Regions from separate parts of the Mus musculus genome. Here region 1 is linked to region 2. A link is a contact called in ENCODE Hi-C data. All regions are on one chromosome and are shown on one strand. Each heading gives the region's core, a stretch centred on a gene start or an enhancer-like site at or near the end of the contact. The rest is flanking DNA. Distances are from core to core; before and after follow the strand shown.

What was found. A loop is a pair of places that touch in the nucleus more often than their neighbours do.
Region 1: a map of heart shows a loop between it and region 2 (2.7-fold over the local background). The contact joins the promoter of Stbd1 here to the enhancer-like site in region 2. A Hi-C loop is called at or near these places in 1 of 37 maps with a recorded cell type or tissue (heart).

The regions. Positions count from the first base shown.
Region 1 is chr5:92,599,798-92,605,000 of GRCm38, forward strand. Stbd1 (starch binding domain 1) reads left to right here and starts at 3,254. Exons shown (of 2, transcript NM_175096.3): 1 at 3,254-3,540; 2 at 5,085-5,203. The coding sequence starts at 3,312.
Region 2 is chr5:92,438,710-92,443,549 of GRCm38, forward strand. It overlaps Scarb2 (scavenger receptor class B, member 2), which reads right to left. Exons shown (of 12, transcript NM_007644.4): 12 at 2,602-4,840. Among named protein-coding and RNA genes, the nearest start is that of Nup54, 5.9 kb to the left of the region's middle. Within about 2 kb of position 2,947, at least 1 of the 3 ENCODE cell types and tissues checked has a DNase peak (open chromatin) inside an H3K27ac peak, as active enhancers do; it is heart, where a contact is called at or near this core.

The DNA of each region.
Region 1 (5,203 bases), core at 2,004-4,503, 160 kb after region 2:
TATCAACTCGATGTCCTCCCTTTTAACACAGTTCTGACACTCTACCCCGAGTCAGTTTTGATCTCATACGTTAAAGAACTCAGTTTAAGATTCTCCCCATTTCAACAATCAATCGCAAGTTCATGAGTTTTCTGCTTCTATTGGCTGATGAACTTCCAGGATCCAACAACCATTTCCTTGGGTTTCATGATTTGCTAGAATTCAAGGAAACATCATTCTAATTTTCTTTCATCTATATCTTTCTGACTATCCACCTACCTATCTTCTTTTTGGGAATCATGAATTCACAGAACTCAAGGAAACCATGGGTTTATGCTCACTGGATTATAATGGAAGGTATGCGCTATGGTTTGGATATTCCAAACTGTATATGGTGAACCCAAGTTCACCGTTAGATCTCTAATTAAAGACATGAAATAGAGTTGACAAAGATCATACCACGTTCTATGTCTGTAGTGCTTGCAAGGCACGTGGGGATCTGTATAAGTTAAGAAAGCCACTGTGGATGGAAAGAGCCAGCGAGGGCGGGGCCGAGAGGTCAGGAGGGCAGGCTTTTGCTGTGAGATGCAGGGTCATTGGGCAGTCTTCCATGAAGGTCTGACATGGTTGCAGTTGGCTCTATTAGCCTCTAGTTTGAAGACAGGCATCATGTAGGGGCTTGTGACTCAGTATAGCTGTAGTGATGTCTTCACCTGAGTGAGTTTGATTGGATGTGTTTGTCAGGTAGCTCATCCTTTCTCCTCTTCTTTTTTTTTTTTTTTTTAAAGATTTATTTATGCTGGGCATGGTGGTGCACGCCTTTAATTCCAGTACTTGGGAGGCAGAGGCAGGCAGATTTCTGAGTTCGAGGCCAGCCTGGTCTACAAAGTGAGTTCCAGGACAGCCAGGGCTACAGAGAAACCCTGTCTTGAAAAACAAAAATATAAATTAAAAAAAAGATTTATTTATTCATTTATTTTATACATATGAGTATACCACCATTACACTCTTCAGACACACCAGAAGACAGACACCATTACAGATGGTTGTGAGCCACCGTGTGGTTGCTGGGAATTGAAGTTGGGACCTCTGGAAGAGCAGTCGGTGCTCTTAACTGCTGAGCCATCTCTCCAACCCATCCTTTCTCTTCTTATTATGCTTCTCTATATTATCTGTGTGTCTCTCCTCTTCTACCTCTCTGTCATCTACATTTTTCTGACTATCTATGTAACTTCTTTGCTTGGATCTTAAATTCTTTAAAATTTTAAATTAATCTTAAGTATACTTTGATCATATTCTTTCCTCCCTTTCAGCTCATCCCAGAACCTCCCTGTCTTCTTACCCACCCAACTTCATGTCTCCCCCTTCTCAAAAACAAAACAAAACAAAAAAACAACAACAAAACAAACAAACAAACAAACAAACAAAAACCAAAATGAATATAGAAACACAAACTTAAAAAAAGAAAATTAATAAGACCAAAAAAAAAAAACCCCCAAATCAAACAAAACAAAAAGTATACACACACACACAAATCCCCAAATGAAACCTGGAGCTTGTGTGTGTCAACCATCTACTCCTAGAATGTGGCTGATATACCCAGTGAGACTCCATTGGAGAAAATGGATTTTCCCCTTCCAGCAGGCAGCAATTGCAAGTGGCTTCTTGGTCAGGGGTGGGACTTGGTGCTCACTCCCCCCACTGCCTTCAGTGCTGGGATTCTCTCTGGTTTGGGCTTCTGCAGGTGTTTTTCAAGTCGTTACAATCTCTGTGAGTGCGTAAGTGTTTCGAGTCCCGTTGTATCTGCCAGACACTGTCTCGGTGGAGTTATCCACTACCCCTGGCTTCCTTCTTCCACCATCCACCTCCTCTTCCACTTAGATCCCTGAGCCTTTAGGGGATAATTTAAAAAAGTCATCCCATTTAGGACTGAAAGCTCCAAAGTCTCTCTCTCCACACGGTCCAGTTGTGGGTCTCTGTGCTAGTTCCCCTCTACTGCAGGAAGCAGCTTCTCTGAGGAGGGCTGAGTGATGCTCTGATCTACAGGTATAGCAACAGTCTATTTGAAAGTTAAATAATTTAATAATAAAACAGGAGTCAGTATTGCTCTGTTCTCCACCTCTCTACCAGTTGCAGCCTATGCCAAGAGAGGAGCAACCCACCAGGAAGTCTCTCTCAGGAGATGTGTGATCTCTTGTGATCTCAGTGATCCAGCGAGGTGCACTGTTGAGTGATTGATCCTCCCAGAGGGAGCCATGTTAGCAATAATTGCAAGGCATATACTTTCCAGCTGTGGCCTCAGCAACAGGATGTATGTGTTTAAAGGAAAGACTCCAGGTAAAACACCCGGCTCTTTACCCTGAGTAGTGTGCACATCAGCACAGCAGTGTGGTCCTTCCTTCACAGGATTTCTGTTGTGTGAGGACCAATTTAAGTTCATACACAAAACACTTTGACTATATGATGCTTTGATAAAGGGTTGCTGCTTTATTAATATTTACTTGTAGGGGCTCCGTGTCTGGGCAACATCCAGTTCAGCTGGGTGGGTGGGTGTGCAGCAACACGCGTGGCGAGAGAGAGAGAGAGAGAGAGAGAGAGAGAGAGAGAGAGAGAGAGAGAGAGGAAGAGAGAGAGAGAGAGGAAGAGAGAGAGAGAGAGAGAGAGGAAGAGAGAGAGAGAGAGAGAGAGGAAGAGAGAGAGAGAGAGAGGAAGAGAGAGAGAGAGAGAGAGAGAGAGCGCCAGAGCCTGTAACTCCCCACTGGAAACGGGAGAGAATTTCGAGTTTGAGGCAGCCTGGGGTACGGAAAGACTTCTAGGCTAGTCTAGAACCTTTTTTTAAAAAAAAGAGTGTAGGAGGTCCCAGAGGTAAAGGCGAACAAGATTGGCGGAGGTGGTGGGCCTTTATGTAGAGATTTGAGAAAGCTGGGGATGGATTGGAGCTTCCCCTAAGCCCCTGCGCCCTCCCCACGATCCTTACTCTCTCCACCCCTAATTGTGCTAACCGTCCAGTGAGAGCCTTCTCCGGCCTCAGAGCTCCGGGCGCCCATCTCCTGGCTCGGAGCTGTGCGTAACCGGGCTCTTCTGGCGTGGGATAAAGTGGAGCGGGACCAGGTGTGGAAGGGCCGGCAGCGGTGATGGGAGTGGGCGAGAGCCGGGTTGCGGGGCGGGGCGAGCGGGGCGGGAGGCGGGGCCAGGAAAATTCGCGGCGGCCGTGGAAGGCTGGGCTGGCGGCCAAGAACCTTAAAAGGATGGGGCGGGCGGGGTGGGTGTGGCCGTTCGGGTGAGCGGAGCCCTGCACTGGGGCTCGTAGTCTCCCTCAGCCTCTCTCAGCCATGGGCGCCGTCTGGTCAGCCCTGCTGGTCGGCGGGGGTCTAGCTGGAGCGCTCATCCTGTGGCTGCTGCGGGGAGACTCTGGGGCCCCGGGGAAAGACGGGGTTGCGGAGCCGCCGCAGAAGGGCGCACCTCCTGGGGAGGCTGCGGCCCCGGGAGACGGTCCGGGTGGTGGTGGCAGTGGCGGCCTGAGCCCTGAACCTTCCGATCGGGAGCTGGTCTCCAAAGCAGGTATTCTTCCTCCCCTCGAGCTAGTTGTTTTGAAGTTCTCCGGGGAAGGGGAAACGAAAGGCACTTGGAGCCATGCGGGTGGGTTCTGGTGGACCACCTTCCCCGACCTCGGACTGAACCTTCTTCAGCCCTCATCGCGTTCTGGGGTTGTCCTGTCCTGGAGAGGCCACGCGGGTCCTCCAGAGGCCGCGCCCAGCTTCTGCCGCCTCAGCGGGCACAGGCTCCTCCGCCTGGCCGCACTTGGAGCAGTGTACGAGGATGGCTTGGGGGGGGGGGGGCATCTCACAACTCTTCAGTTCCTGCTGAAGCTGAGAGGGACATCTTCTGAGTCCCAGTCGCTGACATACCACACCCCTCCTTAGATCTGGGGCTTATGAACACTCACTTCCTACTATCTGGGCAGCTTTTTCAGGAAAGTAAAATTCAGCTTAGACTTAGGTCATGAAGGCCACTGTAGCTGAGGCTTTGTGCTGGCGTGTGAACAAGTGGTGGCCTACTAGGGAATCGAACTCTGATGAGAATTGTCACCTAAGTTTAAATCTACATTTTAGAGACCCTGCATCAGGCAATCAGTGTGCACTGGCACAAACCCTTACCTCCTGTGCCCTTTGCCCAGCTGCCTGGCAGAACTTATTTTTAGTGGTGGTCATTTGTAGCTACTACGTGAAAATCTTTCCCACGGCTGGGTTTTGATAAAAGGTTCTTCAGAAAATTAGGACTCCAGAGTAATATTTGCTGACATCTCACTTTGAAGGTCATCATTAAAAAGAGGCAAACATGTAGCGCAGAGTTCTCCTAACCCCTGCTGATTTATGGTTTTAGGGCGGTCAGGCTTCTAGGAGAGGTCGCCAGGAATGAAGCCAGGGTTTTAGAGAACTTGGATAGTATACTTTTAAGAATAGTTTTTATAACTGTATGTACTTATTAAGGAGGGTGGGTGGGATGGGAAAATCTTGTGCTTGTTGAAGACATTACTTTTCCCTCAAGCCCTCCCCACCCCCACCACACCCCCCCCCCCCAGCTCCACTCAGTCTTGTTCTCGGTTTTCTTCACACTGACTGCTATGCTTTCCAGTTAGCTGGAGCTGGCCCGTCTTGTATTCACTGCCAGGGAGTTCAGGTGTACTCTCAGGTGCAGGGTAGCCATGTAATCCTTTGTTCTATAGAAGCCACCAGCATGTGAGGCTGGGCCTTGTGCTAAGCTCCTGCCCCAACCCTTGGACAGCATTTTTTTTTCTTCTTTTCTTTAAATGACAGGAGCCAAGTGACTTAACTTTGGATACCTGCCAACATGGTCTGGACTGTGGGAGACTTTGCAACTTGCCACTTCATTCTCTCTCATGGTGTGTGCTGAGACTCCCCAAGTGTGCTTTTGATCGTTGGCTCTACATGTGTGCTCTTAGAGCAGTGTTGGGAATGTTCAAATAGGTACTTGCTTTTTTTAAAACAGAGCCTTGAACTGTACATAGAAATAAAGACAAGAGCAAAAGTTTTCTGCGTCTTCCTTTGTGAACCACCTAATGTTACTGCCCTTTCCTTTCTTAGAGCATCTTCGAGAAAGCAACGGACATTTGATTTCTGAGAGCAAAGATCTTGGTAACCTGCCGGAAGCACAGCGGCTGCAGAATGTTGGAGCAGACTGGGTCAATGCCAGAGAGTTTGTT
Region 2 (4,840 bases), core at 1,697-4,196:
TCCATAATGAAGAGATAACAAAGGCTCGACTGTAGCTCCGGCATGTGATGTTGGGAGAACAAACTTCAGAGAGAGGTGATAAATAAACTACATAGCTTCACTGCTTCAAGAACACAAGGAAACTCCCTGGTTGCTGCTCAAGTAGATACGGGTAAATGGTGGGTCACTGTCTACTCCCTGTATGCTAAAGATGCACACTGCACCATGGTTTCTCTGTTTTAAAAAAAAAGTGCTATATGTTTAAATATGTTGTCAGAAATGAAAAACTCCATAGAAGAGTTGGCATATAAATGTTAAGAACTCACCAAGTAAAAACCTTAAAAAAACCCAACTCTCCCAAAAAAGTAAAACTGAAGTATGGACCGAGCCAGCCTCTTAATTGAGCCCACAGTTTATGTCAGCTCTCTTAATTCATTCTTCACCCTGTAGCTAGCAAGGATCTTCCTAATCAAGCATGGTGTCTACCCACCTTCCCGGGCATGTCTATTGAAAACCTCCAATCATTTCCGATTGATCTTGATATAAGGCAAAACACCCAAATCCTGAACATGGCCTGAGAAGCCCTGACATAACACGGCCCCTGCTTCCTTCCTAGTCTCACTGCCCATTGGTCTTTCTTTCCTGAATCCCAGCCAAATACCCTGGTCCTGTGTAGTGGGTTAGTTACTTTTGTATTACTTTGAAGAGACCCTGACCAAAGCAACCTACATTAGGAAGCGTTTAATAAAGAGACCCTCACCATTTCTAAGGGTTCATCTATTATCATTCTGGCAGGCAGGCATGACAGAGGAGTAGTAGCTGAGAGTTTGCAGCTGAGCCCCAGGCAGCAGCAAGCAGAGAGAGTTGGAAGAGTGGCTGGGGGGTGGTGGTGTAGAGACAGAGCACAGGGAGAAACAGAGACAGGCTGGGCCTGGAATGAACTTTTTAAACCTCAAAACCTACCCCCCTCTAACATACCTATTCCAACAAGGCCACACTTCTGAACCCTTCTTAAACAGTCCGCTGAGAACCAGCCATCCAAACATATGGGCCTACAGGGTCATTCTCAGTCAAACTCCCAATTGTAGTAAACCTGTTCCCTCCTGCTCCTTCCTGGCTCTTCCTACTCCCTCCATCCCAAGGCCAGCCCCTAGTCAGTCTCAGATCTGTATGCCATCATTGTAAGTGATGGCTGAATCCCCTTGCCTGTATGTCTATGCAGTCACTCCTTTCCCCACTAAACTATAATCTCCATGCTCCTCTTTGACATGTATAGCATGTGGCATCAAGTAGGTACTTTTTATTCAAACACACTGTTGTGAGCATAGAGGTACAACATAGAAACTGCAGTGTGGTATCACACACAGTATGACTGACTGTATTTATAGGAAATGTCTGAGAAAGGCAAGTCTCTACACACAGAATGTAGATTAGTAGTTGCCAGGGGTGTGTCTATAAGCTAGCAAGGGTTCATTGAGATGGTGAAAATGTATACAGTTCAGTCAGTTTCCTAATCATTGCACTGTACATGCCAAAGAAGTCAAGTTTTTTTTTAATTAGGTATTTTCCTCGTTAGAAGTCAAGTTTATAGTGTGTATAGTATATTTTAAAGGTGTTTAAAATCTTTTTTATCATCGGTAAGTGAAGGAATGAAGTCATTACTGGAAATAAGACTTTTATCTTTTGTTAAATCAATAGGGATGTTTCTATACTCTGTATTTTGTGGCTCTTATCCTATATTATATATTAAATACTGTTCCTAGGCATATGTTTTAATATACTTATTGGTCTTTTGAATATATATTTCTGGATTCTTATAATCCTAGCTTTGAGACATTTGGGATAGGTTTGGTACGTAGTCTAATGTGTCTCTGTATAGCTTTGGGTCAGAAGAAGTCAGTATGAAGAGCTTCCCTTGTGACACAAGCAGCTGAGATTGGGTTTGGGGTTCCTAGAAAGGACATATACTAGGGCCCAAGTCCCTTCACACATAAGGACATCTGTAACACTTGACAGGAAACCCGATGAGAGCTTTTGTTCCACTCTGATTTCAGATGCGGTTGGGCTGGGATGTTTTAAAGGTAATCAGAATTTTAGGACTAATAGTTTCTTACTAAATGTCCCCAGAATCAAAAGCCCTAGGCCCCCAGTAGTGTCTGATCTCCTAGCTGTGAGGGTCTTCTTCTTGGTGGGCTGTGAGCATTTCGGTTGATGTGGTTAGAGGCAGCCCAAGGTAAGGATGGCAGTGAAGGGATATGATAGGACTTGGGAAAAAAAACACTGAGGGGCTGACTGGAAAGATAAGGAGATGAGGAAAGGGCTTGTGGAAAGCAGTTCCCAGCTGGGGAAAGAGGCAGAGAGAGAGAGAGAGGAGGGGAAGAAAGGGAGGAGATGGAGAGGGCCTCCTAAGTCCAGCTAGAGAGCAGTTCTAGACCAAGGAGCCTCCTAACCCCGAGGCTGAGCAGCTAATCAGACAACAGCTGTCCCCTTAGTTTAGGCTTGCTTCGGTGTTTGTTACTAATGCTCCTTCCACCATCAAAGGCTTCCAAGCCTCCAAAGAAAACACTGAGGAGGAAAATGTCTCAACTGAAATGCCATCCAATGAGAGACAGTTCACAGTGAAACTTTATAGAAACTTTCTTTAATTAGTGAAACATTTCATTGTATTATGGGTAGAAATAAAACCAGGTCAAGAAGCACAACAACGAACCAACTCTGTAAGCCACATGAAGAGCATTCTGGTCAGTCTTTTTAAAGCCAGGCAGGCACAAGCAATTTACACCAGTAACAATGCTCAGAGGGCCTTTTGAAGAATTCACACCGCAAACAACAAGTTAAAAGTTATCCCCCTTAAGCAAAAACCCCAATAGGGGTTAGTTGTGTAGTGCTTGTCCCATTTGACCGTTAGTGATCTTTGTAAAGCACAAGGAAGTGAAATCTACTGGGCAGAGCCTAGAGCCTATGTGGAAATGCCTATCCCCTGCCCATCCCCCACCCTGTGCACTCCCAGTGCCCTGCCACTCTGTGTCATGAGAAGGATGATGGCCACAGCCTTTGGGGCCCGTCCAGGAGAATGCCCTCAGAAGAACGAACACAGGGAACAGCTTGCTATTTTCAGCCCCGCACTGAATGGGTAGATTTGTTGTTAATCAACCTACAATTCTGACTGTGCCTTGTGGGTTTGCCATGGACCTTTTAGAAAGAAAACACCAAATGAACCACTGCTATTCACAACCATGGCACTAATAAAGGATCAATCTGTTTTTGGTCTCCTTTTCTATGTGCGATCATGTCTATCTACTATGTACATCACTAAATGCTATAGTTTCTGTGTTTAAAAATCTCCTTAGAGATGATTATATCCTGAAAATAGGAATGAACCAATTAGTATGCACTAGCTTATCAATTTATTAGTGTGGATAAGTAGTTGCATAAACACAGACAGGTGTAGTGCGTGCCTGTAATAGCAGCACTTGGGAGGCTGAGACCGGCTCACTATAAATTCAAGGTCAACCTATGCTACATAGTGAGTTTCAAGATAGCCTGAGCTACAGAGTGAGACCCTGTCATGAAGCATGAAGACTAAGATGTGCCAACTACCGAGTTAAATATTGACAAAGTCTAAAAATATTTGTCATTACTAAAGGTCAGATATTTTCAGTTTAGTTTCACATATTGGTGATTTGGGGTGTCTAATTTTTTTACTTTGATTAGTAGGAAAGGTGAAAATTTAAAGAGCTGTCTCTCTAGAAGGGAAACATCAGCCAAGCATGGTGGCTTATGGATCCCAGCACTCATGACACAAGGCAGGCGATCTCTGAGTTCAAGGCCAGCCTAGTTTACATAGTGACTTCCAGAACAGCCAAGACTACACCAACCCGGTCTCAAAAACTACCAAAATTTTTTTAAAAAAGGGAAACATTGTGTATTGCTTTGTGTCAATAGAGGAAAATTTGGGCCTGTATATTAAAGCAATGTTTTACTTCTAATATGTATGTGACATCTCAGTTTTTAAAAAAATTTAAATATACTGAAATTCAGTTTTCAGGGAATTCTATAAACAGCTAGCCAGATAATGTATAGGGTTCATTGAAAAAAAAAAAATCAATGGTGTAAGCCTTTAATCCCAGCACTTAGGAGGCAGAGGCTGTCAGATCTCTGTGAATTCGAGGCCAGTCTGGTCTATAGAGCGAGTTCCATGACAGCCAGGGCTACACAGAGAAACCCTGTCTTAAAAACTAAGCCACCAAAAGATAAAAAATAAAAAAATAAAAACTAAAACAAACAAACAACCCCAAAATAGTGGACTCTGAGAATCATGGACTCTGCCCTCCAGGATAGCTGAGGTCTGACGGCTGTGACACTAATGTCCTTAGTCCTACACGGAAGCCATTGCCTTCCAAAGAGAAGCAGCCTGGCTGCTCGACTCCTTATCTGAAGTGCCTCTGACTAGCAGTCTAACATTTCTCGCTCTGTCAGAAAAGTGATTGTCACAGGAAGCAGAGAGCACTTAGTGACAGGGAGCCACGAAGCACCGGCTGGGTCCAGAAGAAATGCCTCTCTAACCTGTGCACACTTCCTGGATCTATCTGTAATGTAAGCTACGGGCAGATGGACTTCCATCATTCGTCATTTTACAAATAACCCCTCAATATTTGCAGACACTGTCATTCCGTGTCACTGTCCTATGTGGCAGAGAAGCCTGAAGGGAGGGGGTTAGAAGTCATTGATTCTGTCCTCTCAGCAGCATATTCTACACCCAGACATCTCTGACTAAAATTGACAGTTAGCCTCTAGATGCCATAACTAACATTGAACTCTATTCTAAATGAAATATCTGCCTTACCCTCACCAACATTCC